Regions from separate parts of the Mus musculus genome. Here regions 2 and 3 are each linked to region 1. Evidence: chromatin loops called from intact Hi-C (ENCODE). Cell type or tissue: heart. All regions are shown on one strand.

Region 1 (4,000 bases):
GGTCTTCTCATTGTGTCCTGGATTTCCTGGATATTTTGAGTTAGGATCTTTTTGCATTTTCCATTTTCTTTGATTGTTGTGCCGATGTTCTCTATGGACTCTTCTGCACCTGAGATTCTCTCTTCCATCTCTTGTATTCTGTTGCTGATGCTCAAATCTATGGTTCCAGATTTCTTTCCTAGGGTTTCTATCTCCAGTGTTGCCTCACTTTGAGTTTTCTTTATTGTGTCTACTTCCCTTTTTAGGTCTAGTATGGTTTTGTTCATTTCCATCACCTGTTTGTATGTTTTTTCCTATTTTTCTGTAAGGACTTCTACCTGTTTGATTGTGTTTTTCTGTTTTTCTTTAAGGACTTGTAACTCTTTAGCAGTGTTCTCCTGTATTTCTTTAAGTGATTATTATTAAAGTCCTTCTTGATGTCCTCTACCATCATCATGAGATATGCTTTTAAATCTAGGTCTAGGTTTTCGGGTATGTTGGGGTGTCCTGGACTGGACGAAGTGGGAGTGCTGGGTTCTGATGATGGTGAGTGGTCTTGGTTCCTGTTAGTAAGATTCCTACGTTTACCTTTCGCCATCTGGTAATCTCTGGAGTTAGTAGTTATAGTTGACTCTGTTTAGAGATTGTTCTTCTGGTGATTCTGTTACCGTCTATCAGCAGACCTGGGAGACAGATTCTCTCCTCTGAGTTTCAGTGCTCAGAGCACTCTCTGCTGGCAAGCTCTCTTACAGGGAAGGTGCGCAGATATCTTGTTTTTGGACCTCCTCCTGGCCGAAGAAGAAGGCCCAAAACAGGGCCTTTCTCAGAAGCTGTGTTGCTTTGGCAGTTCCCAGAAGCTGTCAGCTTCCGTGGTGCAGACTCTCACCTGTGCAGACTAAATTCCTAAGGTCCAGGGAGGTCCGGAACCAAGATGGCGACTGCTGCTCCTGAGGCTGAGGCCGCCTCCCAAGCCAGGCGGACACCTGTCCTCTGGTCCGGAAGGTGGCCCGCCAAGGGTGATGCCTCAGCGGCTCTGTGGCTCTGTGCTTCCGCCTGTCCCAGAAGCTGTCCGGTTCTCTGGCGCACCCTCTCACCTGTTCAGACTAATTTCCTAAGTTCCACGGAGTCCCGTAACCAGGATGGTGACCGCTGCTGCTGAGGCTGAGGCCGCCTCCCCATATTTTCTTTTTAAAGTACCAGGTGATATTACTTCTTGGTGGGTTTTAAAATAATTAAATAATTTATCAGCCTGTCTCACTAGTCTTTTTGCCAGCCACTCTCTCATTAGGCTTGGTACTTATCTGCGTCTATAACCCACTCTTCTTCATCACCTTTCGGATCAGAGTTGCTTCGAAGCATCATAGATGTTTGACTTTAAGGAAGGCCAGTGCCTCCTGAGTAAGGGTTAGACTCCCCCCTGGCTTCTCTGTCTACTCTGTCCTCTACCCGCTCTTCCTCTTCACCTTTCGGATCAGAGTTGGCTTCGAGGGGTCATTTCAACTTCAAGACCAGAGCGTCTCAGATTAGGAGCATAGCTGAATTCTAACACCTGGTAAATGGCCCGTAATTTAAATCGTGGCCGCTAGGTGGTGCTAAGCAGCTGCTAAACACCTGCTAGCATATCTGAATTCTACTCCCCAGTAAATGGCCTGCAATTTAAATTACAGCCACTAGATGGTGCTAAGTGGCTGCTAAACTCCAGCTGGTTTCCGGCTGCCGACTTATGCCAACTGTCACAAAACTGTCGTGAATTGGGGTTAGTGACAGGCGGAAAGGAAATCCTTGAACTTGGGGAATAGGTTCTAGCAGCTTATTTGTATACATAGACACACACACACACACACACACACACACACACACACACACACACACACACACACGCTAAGGTTGGTTCCCATGGTTACCTGGGACCGCAGCGTGGTCTGGGGCAGTGGGCAGCAAGTGCTGCCCTGCTGGTGGCTAGGAAGCCAGGGAGCTGCGAGCATCATTGCTGCCTGGGTCCATGAGTTCCTTACAATGATTCATGAAATAATTTTTAAACTCATATAAAAACATCACTATACCTCTAAATTTATCAAGTTATCAAAGATAAGCAATTTTTCAAATAATAGTTGGAATTTCAAAAGTAGTTTGTTTGTTTTTTTTTTCATTGTGAAAAAGTCTTTATTTTAAGAAAAAAATTTAGTTAACAAAAAATTTAACAAGTTTCACTTAGCAAAATACACCCAAAAGGAAATCACAGTACAAAGAAAGCTTTAAGTCAAGGCCTCACCAATTCCTACAGTATTAGTATTGTTTCTCAATTCTCAAAACTAACTTTTAAAAAGCTTAAACTTAACCTAAAGATTTTAAATGAAAATATAAACTAGAATGAACATGAGAAATGCTTCTCTTTTGCATCAGGGATCTAGCACCTTTGGGTTCTCCAGAAAAGTACATATCCCCAGTGTGTTCACTGTGGTGTGCTTAAAGATCCACTCAACATACTTAAACTACTTAACTCAGATAACATCACTCTTAAGTATACTACCAAAAATGTTAATTGAGAAAAGCGGAAGAAAATAGTTTTAGTTTACTCAATATTACATGCTAGAAGAAAAGTTTGCATGAGAAACACTGAAGAGGTAATTTTTTAATCCAGATTTCACAAACTCATGGTGCAAAGTGGGTCCCCCAGCTTCCTCTAGAGTTATAAACTGCTCTTGACTGCTTATTGGCTGCCTGTGAAATTTTCTGATTGAAATAACTCAAATGTTCCTACAGTACTAATCATATCCACCCATGCTGTTCTGACCGCTGTAGCCGGCCCTGTAACAGCCACTCACTGACTGGCTCTCCAGGCCACTGTAAGTTGCCTGGGCAGCTGACACACCCATGCCCTGCATCACCAGGCTGCTATAAGCCCCACTGCTGGCCCCTGTTGTTCAGGAGGAGTCCTACGTATCTGTGTTACATGTTGGTCTTGTCCTTGGACATAGCTGCCACTGCTTCTTCATGAGTAGCAAACTCAACATCAGCTTCTCCCGTCACTCTTCCATCAGGACCAATCTCAATATGAACTCTCACAGGGTTGAGTGGAGAGAAGAAGTTGTAAATGTCGTTCTCCGTTGCTTTGTAGGGCAGCCCTCTCATGTGGACGCAGTGGCCGGTGGTGCTCTGCACTGTGAACTCGCTGTCTCCATATCTGTGGTCATACATTCCTGAGAGACAATAGCTGAGGTCTCTCCCAAACAGGTCAGTGGTGAAGCCATAGCCATCACTGAGGCCACTGTATTCTTCATAGCCCCCATAGCCTGAACTATAGGCACCAGACCTCATCCTATCCAGACCTGCCTGTTTCACAATGCCAATGTACCTCCGGGCTGTGCCAGGCCTGTCATAAGGCCCAGGCCTTTGCACAGACATAAACTTCAGAGGTGGATCTGAGTATGATCTAACTTCCTCCTGACTGCTCTTAAACACTTCAATATACCTGTGCCCTATTCTCTCCTTGTGCTTCCCTAAAGCTTTCTCAGCTAACTCTTGTAAGGCAAACTGAATGAAGGCCTCCCCTGTAATCTTGCCTTCCGGGTCCACAGGTAGTGTGATCCCATTTGGCACAATTTCCAACCCTGAGAAGAACTGAACGATTTCTTCCTTTGTGCATCCAAATGGGAGTCCCCGAAGCCTCACAAAGCCATCATTGGCACTGTCGGCGCTGTTTGGACCACTGTGCTTCAACACCCAATCCATCTCGGTTCTGTGTGACTTGAACACCTCAATATACCGGTGTCCCATGCTTTCCCTGTCTTTTTTCAGAGCCAATTTTACATCATCTTCTGACTCAAGTTCAACAAAAGCCTCACCACTCTGCCTGCCTTCTCTAGTATAAATGAAATGAACACCTGCGACCCCATCATGAATTGTGCAGTCGGAGAGGAAGTTTTGTACGTCCTCAATTGAGCAGGACCAGGGTAGGACACGGAGTTTGACTACATAGCCTTCACCTCCCTCAGGGCCCAGCATCATGGACACTTGACAG
Region 2 (4,000 bases), 1.9 Mb after region 1:
TCCCACAGCATGCAAGGGCTTGGCTGTTAACGACTGTTATTGTGAACTTGCTCTGTATAACCCTGAGCAAGCTATCTGATCTTTCTGAGGCGATTTAACGTAGCAGGGCACATATGGATATTTGTGGTAGCAAAATCTAAGTAAGGCACCGCGTTGTTTGGTACAGTTTCCACCAAATAATAGGTCCTCTCTGATTGGTGCTTTAAGCTCCACTGTAGACCATAAGAGCTAATGAGGTGAGTTTTATAAGAGACGGAATAGTCTCACAAAAACATTGGCACATGGCTCCTTTAGAATAGAGATGTTTGAGGTGACCTTAAAACCACAACTACTCTTTAATGTGATCTATTAATGGTTTTCTCAACCTGGTCCATACTCCATCTGTCAGCCCTCACCTCATGGTCCATTTCAGACACTCTGGACTGGTGAACTGATGGGTCATAGTTACCTAAGCTCTCCATTCAGGATTATCTGAAAAACATGGTTCTTAGCCCTGCTCTACAACTGCTGGGGAGAGTCTTGGTTAGGCTTAAGTGTTATTAACATATAAGTCCAGGGTGTGGCACCAAATCATGAAAATGAGGCTCTGGCAGAGCCAGCCCAATCGTGGGCTGTGCAAAGAGACATGAACACACATACTGAAACCAACCATGAGGTCCCACATTCTTGGACAACTAGAGAAAGTTCCTTGGAGACCAACTTCTTCCATCCAGGTCTGTGGAGACAGGAATATACCAGGGCCAGGGTCATGGGACACGCCTTCATTGGGATGTTGTCAAAGAATGAGCCACTTTAAGGTTTCTTAGGTTTTAACCTTCAATTATCCCTGTGTAGTTAATGTCCTCAGCCACATGGTTTTGAATTGTACTGTTTATTTAGTAACTCCACAGAACTGCTGGAGTTTGGCTGCATCTCTCTCCAGTTACAGAATGAGTAATCCTGAATACCTGGTAACACACGTCGGGGAAGAATGATAGACAGCACCTCCTAAACAAACTCTACTGCACATGCAGCGCCTTATCTGCTTTGTGTCTAATCTTTAATTTCACAGAATAATATCTTACTAACAACACTTAACAAGTGAGTGAAAGGGGGCTACAGAGATGGGTCAGCAGATAAGAGCACTTGCTATTCTTGCACGGGACATTAGTTTGATTCACAGAATCCACACTGGGCAACCTTACAACCAACTGTAACTCCAGCTCCAGAGGATATCATGGCCTTCTCTGGCCTTCCAGAACACTTAGACAGGTGGCATGTAGCAGAACACGAGAGGGAGAGAGAGAGAGGGAGAGAGGGAGAGAGACGGAGAGAGAGGGAGAGAGAGGGAGAGGGAGAGGGAGAGGGAGAGGGGGAGAGAGAGAGAGAGAGAGAGAGAGAGAGAGGATGGAGTATGATTGTGATAGTCGGGATGCGGTGTTGGGGATATAGATCCATTGTCCAGAACCTCTCAGAATATGCCAGAACATAGCTTCATCCTGCTTAGGAAATGAAGTCCTAGCCATAACTGGTCAGAGGAACCTGATGACAAAGCTGCCCCTCTCTGAGGGCAAAGGCAAGTGCCTGAGTTACCTGGACATGGAGAGGGGGGCTCCTTTCTACTTACCACTTACTTTAGCTGTGGAGCCCCAATTGTCTCATCTACCTAACAAGATAATCAGGACAGAATGAATTATATAGGATGCCAGTGGGCATCAGGACAAGGCTGAACATTGTTGCTGTGCTTCCAAATACAGGGTTCAACGAATTCAATATGGATAGGCAACCCTTCCAAAGATGAAATAAAGAGGATGCCAAAGGGAACCAGCTGACTAGAAAAGGCACTCTGTAGGTGGGGGTAGGAAGGCGTGGTGCATAGAGGCAAAGCTGATGTATGGGCAAGACTGTGGCTTGGACACACAGCCCACACCGACAAAGAAATCTTGGATTGGGGACACCAGAACTGAATTTTACAGAGTAGCTAACTGGGACGTATACTTTTGGGAGAATATGGAAGAAAGTGAATGGGAGAAGCTGCAGCTTCCTTGGGCGATTAAGCCTCATACACAACGGTAACAGAGCATTTCAATCAAAGAACAGCTGCTGTTGCACGGTGCCAGAGGGAGAATCCTTCCAGTCCCTTTTCTGCTGCTTCTATTTCCGGTGTTAGCCAGAGAAAACAAAACAAAACGCATCTTTGGAACACACTACCATCACTCTCCATTCTCATGGGACGCCGCTGTCCTTTTTCCTTCCCCTTCTTCCTTCTGGGCGACCCTTTGCACACAGGGGACGACCCAGGTCCTGGGGCGCAGAATCACGGTTTAGTTATTGGCTTCCTCGCTGAACCCCTTTGCTGTGCTGCTTCCGCCACCGCGCGGCGACATGCGGAATGGCTGCCCGCAGGCCCGCGCTTTACTTTGCCAAAATCCCCAGGAGAGCATCGTTCCTCTCGGGTGTTAGCGAGAACCTACGTGAGCAGATAAAAAGCGTCTTGGTTTGACTATTCCAGGCATGTAGTGTTTAGAATCAATCGGAAGCTGCTGGAGAGGGGCGCCGCTTCGTGGAGTGGCTTTCCTGGATCTGGGCCAGTCTCTTCTTAGCACGAAATACAAATAAACAAGGATTCCTCGGTGGCGCAGGCTGTATTGGCGGATCTGCTGTGACAAGAGCGCTGTTGCTGACAGGGTGGGTCTAGGCTCGGTTTGGCATCTCTACTGTGAAGCAGCAGCCGGCAGCATCCCGCAGAGAGCCAATTCAGCATTCTTGGAGCTGTTTTTCCTCTTCTCTCCCCCTTCCTTACTCTTTCTGAACAAGCAAAATGACTTCCCTCAGGCCCTTTGGGAGATAGAGCATGAGGCCTGCCCCAGGGAGCCTTGTGCCTAAGTGGATAACAGTTCCGCCTTTGGCAAACCAGTTTCCTTAATTTCACAGTGGGCCCAAATCACCGCGCAAGGACAGTGAAGATTGAATGAGGCTTCTTTGTCTCGTGCCCACTTCTGCTCGCATGGCCTAGCAAGGTGCTCCTTTTACATGTTCCCTTTATTCAAACTGTTTGCCTTATCTGTGACCAGGCAACCTTTCAAACACGAATGTAGAGGAGATCAGGACAGCCAGAGCTACTAAGCATGTAGAGTGAGGGCAGATATGGGTGACCACAAGTCCTGGGGGTGGGGTTGGGTGGGGGTTGGGGTGGGGGTGGTGGGGAGAAGAAGGGGGAAACAGATCTGAAAAGCAGAAGAGGAGAGAGGTGGAGTCAGCTGGCTAGTGCCACATGATTGGTCAGGGACAGAGCTGGCCCAGTGTCTACTACCCAGAGGAAAACAGGACAGCAAGAAAGGGGTCCTTCTCTACGGGGGCCTTGGATCCAGAATACTGTGTGAGAGAGGACAACAAAAGCCTGGAAAATGACAAAGTCTGGGGGAAGAAGCTTCCAGCCAGGGTGTCAGGAGGAGAGCCCATTAGGGAGGGAAGGAACCGGGCACCAGGAGAACATCTCTTTGACTTCAGGTGCTCTGGGAATCACGCGCATGTGAGTGGGAATCTCAGAGTCAGGATTAGTCTCTGAGAGCCTTGATTCAACTTATTGGTCTCTCTCTCTCTCTCTCTCTCTCTCTCTCTCTCTCTCTCTCTCTCTCTCTCTCTCCCCATCTCTCTCTCTCTCTCTCCCCATCTCTCTCTCTCTCTTTGAGACAGGGTTTCTCTGTATGGCCCTGGCTGTCCTGGAACTCACGCTGTAGACCAGGCTGGCCTTGAACTCAGAAATTCACCTGCCTCTGCCTCCCGAGTGCTGGGATTAAAGGCATGCGCCACCATCACTCAGCGGCATCTCTTCGTATATAATTGTGTGTGTGTGTGTGTGTGTGTGTGTGTGTGTGTGTGTGTGTGACTTACTGAGTCCAATTAGTACTGGCCTTTTGTTCATGTGTTTACATCTGATCACTATGATTGGAGCTCCTTCCTGAACAAGAACAAAACAAACAAACAAGCAGGTTCACGGGATTTAGAGTTGGGTAGGACT
Region 3 (4,000 bases), 65 kb after region 1:
ATACTGTGCTAGCCAGCATCTAGGATGGTTCCCAGTGATCTTCGACTCCTGGTAGTCACCTGGTGAATACCTGAACACTGTGCACACAGGTATCCACTCTATAGGGCTTTTCTGTGTGACCAATTGACTAACCCAGAAGTGACAATGTGTCTCCATCATTAAAACGTCTGCCATCTGAGTAAGCAATGTTCAAAGCAGACTCTTCAACCACCATGAAGCCTTCAGATGACTGCAGCCCTGGCTGATGATATTCCTGCAACTTTGAAAACGAACTAGAACTTAGCTCCCAAATTCCTGATCTGTACTAAAGTCTGAGATATGAAATGATTATTATTGTTTCAATTATTCTGGATTTGTAATGAATAACAAATACACGAGTCCCCTCCCCTTTTTGTACAGGTTGGGCATCAACCCAAGACTGCCCATTGGTAGGTAAGGCCCTACCATTCAGCTTCATCACCGCTCAAACAAGTTTCTTCTCATGGGAACAAATTTGACCACGTGAGTTATTTTATTAAGTACATAATAAAACAGTACAGTAGAACACAGCTTTTACCTGATTAAACTAAATTAAAAAATTGAAATTAAAAACATTGCAAAAATAGCCAAAGAAAAAGCTATCTTAAGGGGCTGAAGAGATGGCCCAATGGTTAAGAGATCTGGCTGCTCTTCCTGAGCACCCAATTTCAGTTCCCAGTACCTACAGGGTGGCTCACAAACACGGGGAAACTCCAGCTCCAGGGGATGGGATAGACGCCCCCCCCCCCAGCCTGCACATGCGTACACACACAAATGAAAAAAAAAATCAAATAAAATCTTTTTAAAAAAGTCAATCTTAACAGTGTCAGGTTGAGGATATAGCTCAGTTGGTAGAGGGCTTGCCTAGTAAGGATTAAGCCCTGGGTTCCATCCCAAAGCACCACTTGTGGAGATGAAGACAGAAAGATCAAGAGTTCAAGGCCATCCTCTGCAGAATAGTTTCCTGTTAACTACGTGAGACACTGGGGGCGTCTGTGTGTGTGTGTGTTACTACAATTGCTTTTTTAATACAAAACCGCTACTCAGTGGCAATATGGTGCTGAGCCTGAGAGGTGGCTCCAGTGAAGTCCGCTCGTTTCCTAACGCTGGTTGGAGATGGATCTTTTGCAAACCCAGCCCTCACACATTTGGTCACCTCAACTTGGTGGGAACTTTTCAAAGTCATCTGGCAGCTGAAGCTCTCATTTCTGTGCTTCCCGACAGTTACCCTAGTGAGGAGCGCGTGCGCACCCAGGCAGCCTCCAGATCCGGGCTTCTCCTCTGTCCTCGCTTTCCATAGCAAGCCCCGGTGTTTCTCGTCCTCCTCACCCGCCGTTGCTTACTAGAGGGAAGCAGGAAACTCCCTGCTACTCGGCGCTCAGGCTCCCCGCTGCGCTTCTTATGGGATAGGTCAGGGGAGCACACTATTATTTCGTTGAGCGCTGAGGTGCCATACAAACCTGCCCCGACTGGGCAACTGCTCCTCGAGGTCATGCGCCCTGCAGCAATGTCCACAGCGGAGGGGGTCGTACAGCAACTTGAGCAGTTAACGTGCAGGTTCCCCGTGTGCGGTACCCGCCTTTACTACAGGGGAACCCTAGCAAGAAGGTGGATGCGCATGCTCAGTGTGCCGCTAAGGCACCGCGGCCGGATGAGAGACGCGCATGCTTCGTGTGTGCACTTCGCCTCCAGCGTTGCGTAGCAGCACGCATAGCTCTCTGGGAAACGTAGTTTCTCGGGCTTACAATCTCAGGCACGCCTCCCTCCTGGGCTCAGCGAGGGACTACCGCTCCCGCCCTTCCGGCAGACAGGAGCGTGCAGGGACGCGGACTGAAGGGCTGGGCGAGAGCGAGGAGGGCTGAACGGGTGGGAAGGCCACGCACGCGGGGGCGTGGCCTTGGCCGGGAAGCGGCCGCCGCTCGTGGTGCGGATCTAAGGAGAGAGCGGCGGAGACAACGCCAGGCGTGGGCGCGAACACTCCTGGTGGCACTCGGTGTTCTTAGGTCCCCTCGCTATTGGCCGGGACGCGGGAGAGCGCGGCGGGGGCGCGAGGTGGGAGCGGCCAATGCGAAACTGGCTGGTGCTGCTGTGCCCTTGCGTGCTCGGGGCCGCGCTGCACCTCTGGCACCTCTGGCTCCGTTCCCCGCCGGACCCCCACAACACCGGGCCCAGCGCGGCAGGTGAGGTGAGGGGCTGAGTCGCTGCGCTCGTGGGAGGCCGCGGGGGATGGCTGAAGGGGCACAGGGAGGGCTCGGACGTCCCAGAACGGACGGAACAAGCGAGTCTTTCTTTAGTGTCGGGCGAACCCAACTGTTCGTTTCTTATCAGCGTGTGCTCAGCGGCCCGCGTCGTGGTCGAGGGAGGGCCCTGGTCACAACTTGGGGCGCTTCTCTCCGAGGTGGGGTGGGGGAGCGAGCTTGCCGGTGCTGACGGTGTTGGCTTTGCGTGTCAGGACTCACTTTGCAGCGAGGAGGGACGGACTGTACTTTGTGGTCTCTGATCATGAGGTGAGTCAGGAAAAGACCTAGACGTGAACTAGGGTTCAGCTGTGAGTGGAGTCGCCCCTGTATTCTGCTTGGATAGCTTGCTAATTAAGGAGCCTAAGAATACCGGATTCTTCTTTAACTTCGCGTACATTTGTTCCCAAACTTCATCCATCGTGGGAATGAAATCTTTGTTCTCATTCGCCTTACAATCTGAAGGTGCGTTTGCCCACAGTGCGTATCCAGTGTTGTCCTGCCACCCTCAACACTACTTTCTTGTCTCCTGTGTGTCATTTTCAAGTTTTTCCCGGAATGCTTATATATGTCGAGAACTCTATAGCCATTTTAAAGATAGGGTAATGCTTTAATTTTTAACTACGTTAGGATTTATCTTACCATTTCATATCCAAACAGCTGTTTTCTTTTCAGAAAGTTTTAAAACAGTTCTTCACAGCCATCACAGAACCAAGTCTTATACCTTATTTAGCAATCCTCAAAACTCCGACTGTTACCAGATTACACTGGGGTTATTTTAGTAGTGATCTCTTTTCCTATTAGACAACCACCATTTTTTTGGAAAGGCTATTTGTGTGACTGAAAAGAATGACTTCCAAGTGGTATAATGAAAGTACATTATATGCGTATTTAGCTTGTGAGACTTTTACAAACTAGTTAAAAAAGGGCCGTACATACAAAATGCTTGGCCACCTAACATCTGTTGGGGTTGTGCTCTCTCTCACTCAAAGATGAGTGAGTTGCTGGAATCTACACGCAGAGCCCACTGTAGAATATATGTGACCTTAACATTAACAGTCTTTTAGCGTTCAACACAATAAACCTTGCCTTTGAGCTTGTGTTTAAGTAAGACTGCAAACAACTTTTGGATTTGGAACAGATTTTTTTCCTGATGTCTTAGTGCTTATCCATTTAGGATAGACTGGATTAAGCAAGCAAACTGTAGGAAGACTTAGGGTTATATGGGGTCATACTAGTTGTAAAAATTACTTTTGTGTTGATATCAAAGCTTTGTCAGATAATCAGTAGGATGTTTTAATTAGACAGATTCCTATCCCACTCTCCTCCCCTGGTACTTCAAAAACAAAAGCAGAAGTATTTTGATTGCAAAAAGTTCCCACAGGTCTTTTTCCTATTTTGCTGTTGAAATATTTAAAACATTTGGGCATTTTTACTTTCTGACCACATACATTAAGCCTAAAATCTGAGATTTTACTAAATATCTTTCTCTTGAAATAACACTTTAAGATTTATTTTGGCTTCTTTTCTGCTACTCTGTCTGGATTCCCATTTAAGCCACAATAGTACTTGTTTACATTTGTGTGTCTGTGTTTATGTGCATGCGTGTGCACTTGAGTGCACAATTGGTACAGCATGGAGCTTTTGCAAACGTTGCAGGACAACTTGTGAGTCAGTTCTCTCCTTCCACCACATGGGTTCTGATTTTGTGATGTTCAGAGTTTGATTATCAGACTTAGCAAGCC

Evidence for each region. Hi-C counts contacts between places; a loop is a spot of excess contacts. Peaks named below come from ENCODE experiments on the same cell type or tissue, not always from the same donor. Only the 100,000 strongest peaks of a DNase experiment are listed, where the experiment ranks them.
Region 2: it touches region 1 in a loop (5-fold over the local background); 3 of 42 quality-filtered maps call a loop at or near these places.
Region 3: a loop joins it to region 1, with 2.2 times the contacts of the local background. A loop is called at or near these places in 6 of 42 quality-filtered maps.

Annotation. Positions count from the first base shown.
Region 1 is chr13:13,888,013-13,892,012 of GRCm38, forward strand. It overlaps the pseudogene Gm7446. Among named protein-coding and RNA genes, the nearest start is that of B3galnt2, 65 kb to the right of the region's middle. In heart, a CTCF peak has its summit at 1,602 (motif pointing right); a DNase peak (open chromatin) is centred at 1,659; H3K4me3 peaks cover 637 bases; H3K27ac peaks cover 357 bases.
Region 2 is chr13:15,756,942-15,760,941 of GRCm38, forward strand. No RefSeq gene overlaps it. Among named protein-coding and RNA genes, the nearest start is that of 4933412O06Rik, 44 kb to the right of the region's middle. In heart, a CTCF peak has its summit at 2,361; DNase peaks (open chromatin) are centred at 2,290 and 2,770; H3K4me3 peaks cover 1,354 bases; H3K27ac peaks cover 1,112 bases; H3K27me3 peaks cover 1,339 bases.
Region 3 is chr13:13,952,722-13,956,721 of GRCm38, forward strand. It overlaps B3galnt2 (UDP-GalNAc:betaGlcNAc beta 1,3-galactosaminyltransferase, polypeptide 2), which reads left to right and starts at 1,953. Exons shown (of 12, transcript NM_178640.3): 1 at 1,953-2,198. The coding sequence starts at 2,084. In heart, CTCF peaks have their summits at 1,697 and 2,376; a DNase peak (open chromatin) is centred at 1,760; H3K4me3 peaks cover 2,684 bases; H3K27ac peaks cover 2,032 bases.